Regions from separate parts of the Homo sapiens genome. Here all the other regions are linked to region 1. A link is a contact called in ENCODE Hi-C or POLR2A ChIA-PET data. All regions are on one chromosome and are shown on one strand. Each heading gives the region's core, a stretch centred on a gene start or an enhancer-like site at or near the end of the contact. The rest is flanking DNA. Distances are from core to core; before and after follow the strand shown. Region 1 holds the start of QPCTL (glutaminyl-peptide cyclotransferase like). Region 2 holds the start of RPS19 (ribosomal protein S19). Region 3 holds the start of ALDH16A1 (aldehyde dehydrogenase 16 family member A1).

The links. A loop is a pair of places that touch in the nucleus more often than their neighbours do. ChIA-PET counts read pairs that join two places held with the same protein, here RNA polymerase II (POLR2A). Pooled maps may share reads with other maps.
Region 2: a pooled map shows a loop between it and region 1 (8-fold over the local background). The contact joins the promoter of RPS19 here to the promoter of QPCTL in region 1. A Hi-C loop is called at or near these places in 2 of 50 pooled maps. POLR2A ChIA-PET finds 5 or more read pairs at or near these places in 2 of 52 experiments (OCI-LY7 and WTC11).
Region 3: a loop to region 1 is called in a pooled map, with 12 times the contacts of the local background. The contact joins the promoter of ALDH16A1 here to the promoter of QPCTL in region 1. A Hi-C loop is called at or near these places in 4 of 50 pooled maps. POLR2A ChIA-PET finds 5 or more read pairs at or near these places in 2 of 52 experiments (activated B cell and activated CD4-positive, alpha-beta T cell).

What each region holds. Positions count from the first base shown.
Region 1 is chr19:45,691,416-45,694,793 of GRCh38, forward strand. QPCTL (glutaminyl-peptide cyclotransferase like) reads left to right here and starts at 1,251. Exons shown (of 7, transcript NM_017659.4): 1 at 1,251-1,495; 2 at 1,998-2,141. The coding sequence starts at 1,289. SNRPD2 (small nuclear ribonucleoprotein D2 polypeptide) reads right to left here and starts at 538. Exons shown (of 3, transcript NM_001384647.1): 1 at 472-538. The coding sequence starts at 473. RefSeq lists enhancers at 74-794, 613-742, 753-882, 1,408-1,958.
Region 2 is chr19:41,858,676-41,862,053 of GRCh38, forward strand. It overlaps RPS19 (ribosomal protein S19), which reads left to right and starts at 1,580. Exons shown (of 6, transcript NM_001022.4): 1 at 1,580-1,614; 2 at 2,100-2,170; 3 at 2,437-2,537. The coding sequence starts at 2,100. RefSeq lists an enhancer at 1,283-2,038 and silencers at 1,592-1,721, 1,782-1,901.
Region 3 is chr19:49,451,975-49,455,352 of GRCh38, forward strand. It overlaps ALDH16A1 (aldehyde dehydrogenase 16 family member A1), which reads left to right and starts at 1,251. Exons shown (of 17, transcript NM_153329.4): 1 at 1,251-1,447. The coding sequence starts at 1,358. RefSeq lists enhancers at 1-146, 1-50, 61-110, 1,844-2,803.

The DNA.
Region 1 (3,378 bases), core at 1-2,500:
GCCACCGCGCTCGGCCTCCCCCAGTATTCGTAAAATCGCTGCCCCTTAACATTCATTTCAATAGGACTAATTATCTAGGACCACTCCCGTTATCGTTTAAAACATGTTTTTCATAATTAAATTTTTTTTTTTTTTTGTAGAGACGGGGGTCTCGCTATGTTGCCTAGGCTAGTCTCGAACTCCTGTGTTCCAGCGATGCTCCGCCTTGGCCTACTAAAGTGCTGGGATCACAGGAATGAGCCCCCGCGCCCAGCCCAGGGCGTTATCTGATAAAGCTGTCCCCTCTCCCGAAGTCACGATGCGTCAAAGGCCCCACGCCCGTTCTCAAACTCATCAGGAGAAAAGCAGGACGCTGCATCCCTAAAACATCTGCCCCTGCCCCCCCCGCTCTGCTCAACCCTTCCCACACTCAATCGGTCAAATATCCACCCTCAACCTCATTCCCGCCGCCTAAGCCTAGCCCGGCCTCACATGATGGTCACTACGCTCTCCGTTCACTCCCGTTTCCTCCGCGTTGCTGCTGCCTGAGGAGAGAGAGGCGGGACTTCCTCTTCCTGCGACCCACTTCCGTTGGCGCCTGCGCAAAGCCAACCAGTAAGTGGAGGCGTGGCCTGTTGCCACAGCATTCCCCACCAACGGTGCACAATGATGGAATAAAAGCTTCGGGTAGGGGTTCGCGGCCAGTCAGAACCACACGGGGGCAGATGTTTATGACAATGAAGACAAAAGGAAAGGCAGTCTGATTCAAACCGTTTCTTGAAGAATGGTACAGGTTGAAGGAGGGAAATGACAAGCTATTTCCAAATGCCCGCCGGCCGTGACTTCGGGGGCGCGGCCTCCGTGAAGCCAATCCGCTCCTCGCTTCGGAGACAGGCACCGCCCCTCTTCCCTCTGGGACGCGTTACTGACGTATCTACTGATCTTTCCGACCCTGCGCCACCAATCCCCTGCCTACATCCGGAAGGGGCATGGACCTGCGCCCGGGAGATCGAATATTTTCCATGATCAAACGCTGTTCATTGGCTTTCCCTCCTCCGCTAAGGCGGAGCCTACTTCTCTTGCGCTCCCATTTGGGTCGTGCCATTCTCAGGGGAACCAACCCCAATACCTAAGGGAGGCTGGGAGGCGTGTCCTCAGGACCGTAGTTCTTATTGGTTTCGCTGCTCGCTGTGGGGTGGGCTGGTGCAGCCGCAGCTGTTGCTTATTGGCCCACCGATTCCATGGGGAGGAACTTGGCTGGGCCTAAACTCAATCCGTGGTCTGGTACAGGTTTCAGGGCAAAGCGGCCATGCGTTCCGGGGGCCGCGGGCGACCCCGCCTGCGGCTGGGGGAACGTGGCCTCATGGAGCCACTCTTGCCGCCGAAGCGCCGCCTGCTACCGCGGGTTCGGCTCTTGCCTCTGTTGCTGGCGCTGGCCGTGGGCTCGGCGTTCTACACCATTTGGAGCGGCTGGCACCGCAGGACTGAGGAGCTGCCGCTGGGCCGGGAGCTGCGGGTGAGGCTGGGCGGGGACCCGGGCACCGCGGGGACCCTCATTCCCTCCCCGCTGTTACCCAGGGTTGACGTGGCTTTAGCGTACGGCCCTAACCGCAGATGCCACCGTCTTCGTCATCTGAGCGCATGACCCTTACCAAAGGAATAAGGCTTCGGGCTGGTTCTGCAACAGTAGCTTCCTTTTAAGAGGAAAGGTCTGAAATAGTAAGACGGGGGGGTTCAGGGTTCTACGCCTTTAGTCAACTATTTGGAAGAGTCCCTTCCTCCATCTCCCCTCTCTCTCACTGGGCCTCGATTTCCCCATCAAGTTTGAGGTAGGCTGGACCGGATGGTCTTGGAAGGACTTTTCCTGAGCCTTGGATTTATCCTAGAAGTCTCCGATGCTGGAGGCGGCAGATTAGGAAGAGAACCCGGGGCTCCTCGCGGGTGACGGCGCCCGGGGTAGGGTTGAAATGGGGGGGTTGCTCTCATTCTTCCCTTCCCTATCCCACCTCCTTCCCAAGGTCCCATTGATCGGAAGCCTCCCCGAAGCCCGGCTGCGGAGGGTGGTGGGACAACTGGATCCACAGCGTCTCTGGAGCACTTATCTGCGCCCCCTGCTGGTTGTGCGAACCCCGGGCAGCCCGGGAAATCTCCAAGTCAGAAAGGTAAAGGGACCCACCTCCAGTCCCTGACCCCCTAGCCCTCCAGGGAATGGGAAATAAGAATCCTGTTCAAGATCCCAAAGAAGCTAAGAGGAGGAACTGGGGCTCTGACTGGAGTTAATCGGACTCTAGACTCCATGCTGGTAACAAACCACCAGGCTGTACTGCCCCCCTTAATGCCCCCACCAAAAGCTTACTGTGTGCTAGGCATAGGCAACAGACAGCCCTATAAGGTGGGTACCAATATGATCTTCATTATGCAGATGGGGAAACTGAGGCTCAGAGAGGTTATACACATTGCACAAATCCTACAGATAATAAGTAGTAGACCTTAGCCGGGTGCAGTGGCTCATGCCTGTAATCCCAGCACTTTGGGAAGCCAAGGTGGAAGAATCACCTGAGAAGTTTGAGACTAGCCTAGTCAACCTAGTGAGACCCAATGTTTAGAAAATCATAGACCTAGAGTTGAACCCAAACAGGTTGGCTCCGAGCTGGTGCTGTAATGTATCTGTTGTCTTCCAGAAAGCATGAAGAGTCATTTAAAGGCCAGGCGCAGTGGTTCACACCTCTAATCCCAGCACTTTGGGAGGCCGAGACAGGCAGATCCCTCGAGATCAGGAGTTTGAGACCAGCCTGGCCAACATGGTGAAACCTCATCTCTACTAAAAATACAAAATTAGCCAGGCGTGGTGGTGGGTACCCGTAGTCCCAGCTACTTGGGAGGCTGAGGCACGAGAATCACTTGAACCCAGGAGGCGGAGACTGCAGTGAGCTGAGATTGCGCCACTGCACCCCAGCATGGGTGACAGAGCGAGACTCCATCTCAAAAAAAAAAAGTCACTTAAATACTGCCTGAGTCCCAATGCTACCTCATCCACTTAGATTGTGACCTTGGACTGGTTTCTTTTTTATTTTATTTTATTTTATTTTATTTTGAGATGGAGTCTCACACTGTCGCCTGGGTTGGAGTGCAGTGGCGCGATCTCGGCTCACTGCAACCTCCACCTCCCAGGTTCAAGCAAATCTCATGCTTCAGCCTCCTGAGTAGCTGGGATTACAGGTGTGCACCACCATGCCTGGCTAATTTTTTGTATTTTTAGTGAGACGGGGTTTCACCATATTGGCCAGGCTGGTCTCAAACTCCTGACCTTATGATCCGCCCACCTCAGCCTCCCAAAGTGCTGGGATTACAGGCGTGAGCCACCGCGCCCGGCCTGGACTAGTTTCTTAACCTCTCTGA
Region 2 (3,378 bases), core at 330-2,829, 3.8 Mb before region 1:
CTACCTGGGAGCCTGAGGCCGGAGAATCGCTTGAACCCGGGAGGTGGAGGTTGCAGTGAACCAAGATCACATCATTGCACTCCCGCCTGGGCGACAAAGCGAGACTCCAACTCAAAAAAAATTAAATAATAATTACTTAAATTATAAAAAGTGAATATAAATTACCCAAGTACCTGGAGATTTCCAGTTAGACATGCATATATTACCCACTTTGAATACATATGGAAATATGTATGTGTTGGTTCTGGAAAAACAATTGAGATAATGAAAATATTTTCTCAAGTTTTAGAAACAGTATGAGATAGGTTTCAACAACATTCTACATGAATGTAAAACCTTGATTTAAATATATGATCTTATGCTAGAAGCATGGTTGGTTTTAATTTTTCTAACAGATACGAGTCTTGGCTTATTAATAATTAACACATTTTGCAGCCACAGTATCAGTGTGGGGTAAAATTCTAATATTTGCTCTTATGTTTTAAATTCTCAGTCTTTCCAACATAAGAAAATAGCTACACACATTTCAGTGTTTCCTTTTTGCAACAAGTTAACATAATTTTATTGGACCACGTTATTTAGTTGTTGGGCCTTGTAAGGATTAAATGAGATCATGCATGTAACACTACAGTAACAGCCACATGATAAATGTCCAAATAATATTTACCTGTGCCTGGCACAGAGCAGGCACTCAAAAAATATTTTTTAGAGCATGTGACGCGCCATGAACCAGAGGAGCCACTTTAAATGGACAAACGGGGATCTCATTTTTTTTTTTTTTTTTTAATGGTGAGACAAGCCCTGAGAAGGCAAATGGACTGCCTAAAGCTACACAGGTCAGCGGGGCAGGTAAATCTAAATTGGCAAAGTAAGGGCTGAGCGAACAGACTCCGACACTAGAAGGCAGAGCTGAACTAACTTCTGCTAAGGTCCCGCCTCTGCCGCTTTGTCCCGCCCTTATCTTCTCCCCTCCTCCAGCGCCTCATTCCCTTTTCGCTCGCCCCGGCCGTGCTGAAGCAACTTCCGCCCTGAGAAGGGTGGGGCTTCCGTCTCCCGCTCTCGCGACTCCTGGCGGTGAAGGACGGAAGATGATAGCCACATTTCTTCCTCGCCCTTCCCCTAGGTTCCCTGTCACAGTTCCGCCCTTACTACTCCCACTTCCGGCCAGGGAACAGCCACTTCCACCCGGAAAAGGGGTTGTTCCGCCGTGGGGCGCCAGCTGTGGCCCACCCATCCTGCCCCGTACTTTCGCCATCATAGTATTCTCCACCACTGTTCCTTCCAGCCACGAACGACGCAAACGAAGCCAAGTTCCCCCAGCTCCGAACAGGAGCTCTCTATCCTCTCTCTATTACACTCCGGGAGAAGGAAACGCGGGAGGAAACCCAGGCCTCCACGCGCGACCCCTTGGCCCTCCCCTTTACCTCTCCACCCCTCACTAGACACCCTCCCCTCTAGGCGGGGACGAACTTTCGCCCTGAGAGAGGCGGAGCCTCAGCGTCTACCCTCGCTCTCGCGAGCTTTCGGAACTCTCGCGAGACCCTACGCCCGACTTGTGCGCCCGGGAAACCCCGTCGTTCCCTTTCCCCTGGCTGGCAGCGCGGAGGCCGCACGGTAAGCGGGGGCTCCGAGCTGGACCGGGCGCGAGGCGGCAGGGCCGGACGCCGAAGCCTCAGAGCGCGTGCCTGAGGGCCCCGAGGCGCCCGGCGCGGGCCCGTCCCGCCCCCTAGAGCCGCGGCCACGTGCGAGCGGCAGGCCCGGACATGCCCGGTCAGCGCCGTCCGGGAACCGAGCGTGGGCCCCGGGGGGCAGCGGCGGGGTGCGTGGGGCGTCCGGAGTCCCGGGGCTGGGGAGTGGGGTCGCGCAGGATCCTCACACGCAGGGGCCGGGCTCTGTTAGTGCGATCCAGAGAGGCCGTGGGCGTCGGTGAGCTCCTTCAGACCCGCAGGAGCCGGAGCCCGGCGTTGAAGGGGCCGTGGGAAGTAACGGGGGGTACCACGGTTTAGGATGCGCTGGAGCGAAAGGATTGGGGTGGGGTCCGTGCTCTTGGCAGTCGTCTCTGCCAGGCCTGTGTTCACATGCTTGACTTTCTCCCTCAGATGCCTGGAGTTACTGTAAAAGACGTGAACCAGCAGGAGTTCGTCAGAGCTCTGGCAGCCTTCCTCAAAAAGTGAGTTTGGGGACTGAGGTTCAAAACGGGTGGAGGCTGTCGCCTTGGCCTGCCCATCTGAGCCCCAGTGTTTGCCGGTCCCTGGCAGGCGAGGCTTGTTTGGGGCCTCCGTGGCTCCTTTCAGCGTGAGGCCTGGCTTGTGTTCCGGTTCCAGCCTCTCTTTGTACTCTGGGCACAGCATAGTTGTGTTGAGGGGAGGGCATTTGGGATATGGGGTAGTTTGTGGAGATGACTGAATCGTGCTTTTCCCACTGTTTTGGTCTTAGGTCCGGGAAGCTGAAAGTCCCCGAATGGGTGGATACCGTCAAGCTGGCCAAGCACAAAGAGCTTGCTCCCTACGATGAGAACTGGTTCTACACGCGAGCTGGTGAGGAACTTAGGTCTTTGGCTGGAGAGTGGGGAGCTGGGTGACCCCTGGCACAAACCATACTTCCCTGTCTCCTCTGAGCTCTTTCCCGCCCCAAGAGGGAGAGAAACCCTTGGTTGTGTCACCACTTGCTTTGTGTGATGTGACATTCGATAACTTGGTACTCCAAGTTTTTATGACATTCTAAGAGCTTTGTGAGAGGAGGACCTGTGGCTTTGAGCCTCAGGGGAAACCAGAGACAGATGAATGTTCATATTTTGCTTACAGGTGGTTTAATCCTTTCTATATACACGGAGGCAGACTCCCTGGGTTTGGATCCATCTTTTACATCTGGCTGTGTGTCCTCTGGCAAGTTGGTTAACCTGCCTGTGCACTCTCTCATCCCCAAAATGGGACTAATTATTGTACCAGTACTAGAGTATTGCAAGGATTGAATGAATTTAAAGCAGAGTGTTTAGAACGTGTCTGTTGCACAGTAGTTATTCAGGAAAAAGCCAGTTGTCTTTACTATTGCTCAGATCATCAAGTTAGCCTTCTCCATATCTCTAACAGGCTGTTTCTAACTAAATGGTTGGAGATCTGGCCAGGTCAGTCCCTGCTTTAAATCTTGACTTCTGATCTTATGGACACCCTGCAACCTCGTGCCAGCCCCGTCTCTTTTCAATCTTCCAATAATAATTTATGTACAGTCCCTGACTAGTGTTAGTTCTCACGTGTCTTAATATTTCAGTACTCACTAAATCTTCACTTTCAGGAAGATGTAACAGGGTGGGCGGTGGCAGTGCCGTGTTATGTCAAGGTGACAGCCTTAGCACCGACCTTCACTAAGGGGCCTCGGCCT
Region 3 (3,378 bases), core at 1-2,500, 3.8 Mb after region 1:
TCCTGTATCTATGAAAGCCACACTTCCGGCTGGGCGCTGTGGCTCCTACCGGTAGTCCCAGCACTTTGGAAGGCCAGGGCAAGAGGATCGCTTGAGGCCAGGAGTTCGAAACCAGCTTGGGCAATACAATGAGATAACGTCCCACACCCCATCTCTTAAAAAAAAAAAAAAAGCGCCAGACTTCCACTCTTTCCACAACCAAAACTGGCCCCCTTACTTTGCAGTGAAGGTTGCATTTTCCAAACCTTAATCTCAATGTCCATCCTAAAAGGTACCCTTTTTATCTTTGAATTATCACTTCCTGCCAGCTCTAGATCCTAATACGTCCAGATCTAGACCCGCCAGGTCTAGATCTAGATCTAGACCTCTAGTCAATATAATTAGAAAAGCTGCACTTTGAGGCTGGGAGGCCGAGGTAGGAGGATCGCTTGAGCCCAGGAGTTCGAGACCAGCCTGAGCAACATAGCAAGATCCTGTCTCTACCAAAAAAAAAAAAAAAAAAAAAATTAGCCAGGCTTGATGGCACCTGCCTGTAGTCCCAGCTACTGTGCAGGCTGACGCAGGAGTAATGTTTAAACCTGAAAAGTCGAGGCGACAGTAAGCCGTGATCGGACCACTGCACTCCAGCCCTGGGCGACAGAGGGAGACCCTGTCTCAAGAAAATAAAAGGTAAAACAAAACCTGCACTTCCTGCTACTATAAAACAAGGCACTGGGAAGACGCATCAATAGGACGACCCTTTTTTTTTATTACTATTTTTTTTTTAGACACAGTCTCCCTTTGCCACCCAGGCTGGAGTGCAGTGGCGCGATCTCGGCTCACTGAAACGTACACCTTCTGGGTTCAAGTGATTCTCCCGCCTCAGCCTCTTGAGTAGCTGAGATTACAGGCGCGCACCACCACAGCTCGGCTAATGCTTGTATTTTTAGTAGAGACGGGGTTTCACCAAATTGGTCAGGCTGGTCTCGAACTCCCGACCTTAGGTGATCCGCCCGCCTCGGCCTCCCGAAGTGCTGGGATTACAGCCAAGAGCCATCGTGCCCGGCCACGCCGATCCTCATAAATCCGGAGCCCTCCTAACTATTCGCAAAGTACCCACATCGCCGTCTCCCCTTCCTCCCCGTTTTAAGCAGTGCGCATGCTCCTAAATACGCTTCCCCGTGGGGGACGTAGGCGGGGCCATCGGGTCCTAAGGAAAAAGTGTGGGCGTGGCTGCTCTCTGTATCTTGTAGCCCCACCCCATTCCCATTAGCCCCGCCCCTTTGGGCTGGAACCGGAGGTGTCGCTCTTCGGACCTCAAGGTTCCCCTTAACACAGAGCGCCCCGCAGTCTTCGCGGAAAGCGTTCGGGGTAGGCGATGGCTGCGACGCGTGCAGGGCCCCGCGCCCGCGAGATCTTCACCTCGCTGGAGTACGGACCGGTGCCGGAGAGCCACGCATGCGCACTGGTGAGAGTCTGCCCGGCCGGCGCTGCTCGCTGCGTTCCCCAGGCCTGGGCGCCCGGTTTTTCGCGGGGAGTCCCGTCATCCACTGCGGTAGCTCAGCCGCTCCGCCTCTCTTAGTCCCCGTGATTCCCGCCGCCCAATAGGATCGCGCCCTGTAGGACGCTCCCTTGAGCCTTGGCGGTGGCAGCCTTTTAGTCTGTTCCGGTCTTCCCCACTGGTTCTCTTGCCCCTTGATCCTGAACTCCTCGTAGTGTTTCCGCGGTTTTCCTGAACTCCTCTAGACGCTCTCGTGATTCCTCAGGGTCCCCTCAGAACCTGACGCCACCCACCAGACCCCTTAGGATTCCTGTGAGGCTCCAGTGACCCACAACCCCCATTGTCTTTCCACGACTCTTCAAAACATCCTATGGCTTCCATGGGCCTCCAGAGCACCCCAGACCTCCTGAGGGACTCCCTTCATCCCTTTGATTACCCAGAGACCTTCAGAACTTCCATGGAGCCCCCGTGATCCCATAGGACCCCTCAATACTCGTGGGGTTCATGTGACCTCATCGGAACTCTCAGGAGCCTAGAATACATCAGGACTTCCGGTTTGGGTTGGGTTTTTTTTTTGTTTTTTTTTTTGAGCCAGGGTCTCACTCTGTCGCCCAAACTGAAGTGCACTGGCGCTATCACACCACTGCAGCCTCAACCTCCTGGGCTCAAGCCATCCTCTCACCTCAGCCCCCCAAGTAACTGGGACCAGAGACGCGCGCCACCACTCTCAGCTAATATTTGTACTTTTTCTAGAGACAAGGTTTCAGCATGTTGGCCAGGCTGGTCTCGAACTCCTGGCCTCAAGTGATCCACCCACCTCGACTTCCCAAAGTGCTGGGATTACAGGCGTGAGCTACTGCACCCAGCCACATCAGGACTTCCTGTAATTACTTATGGCCCCTCACAATACCCTCACGGGGCTCCTATGATCTCTCTAGCTCTCAGAATGTCCCATAGGGTTCCCATGATTGTTCAGGAACCCCTGAAGTCCTCGTGAGGGTCCCATGATCCCCTGGGGGTCCTCAGAACCTCCCTAGGACTCCCATGACCCCTCAGAGGCCCCCAGAACCCTCGTGGGGTTCCTGCAAATGAGTAGGGCACCTCAAACTTTCTGTCGTTTCCCCAGGCACTCTCAGAATTCCTTCACGGGGCTCTCATGATCCCCCAGGGTCCCCCAGCACCCAGGCGAAAGGAGCTTAGGCTTCTTTGAGGGGGAGGGCAGGAGGCCAGAGCAATGATCCAAGTGGAAGGAACTGGATCAGAACCCTGGCACAGCCTAGAACTTGGGGAGGCCAAGACGGGCAGATCGCCTGAGCTCAGGAATTCGAGACCAGCCTGGGCAACATAGTGAAACCTCGTCTCTACTAAAATACAAAACATTGGGCCAGGCGTGGTGGCTCAGACTTGTAATCCCAGCACTTTGGGAGTCCTAGGTGGGCGGATCACCTGAGGTCAGGAGTTCGAGACCAGCCTGGCCAACATGGTGAAACCCCATCTCTACTAAAATACAAAAATTACCTGAGCGTGGTGGTGTTTGCCTGTAATCCTAGCTACTTGGGAGGCTGAGGTGGGAGAATTGCTTGAATCCAGGAGGCAGAGGTTGCAGTAAGCTGAGATTGCACCACTGCACTCCAGCCTGGGCAACGGAGCAAGACGCTGTCTCCAAAAAAAATACAAAAATGGCTGGGCGCAGTGGTTCACACCTGTAATCCCAGCGCTTTGGGAGGCCGAGGCGGGCGGATCATGAGGTCAGGAGATCGAGACCAGCCTGGCCAAGATGGTGAAACCCATCTCTACTAAAAATACAAAAAATTAGCTGGGCGTGGTGGCAGGCACCTGTAATCCCAGCTACTTGGGAGGCTGGGGCAGGAGAATCGCTTGAACCCAGGAGGTGGAGA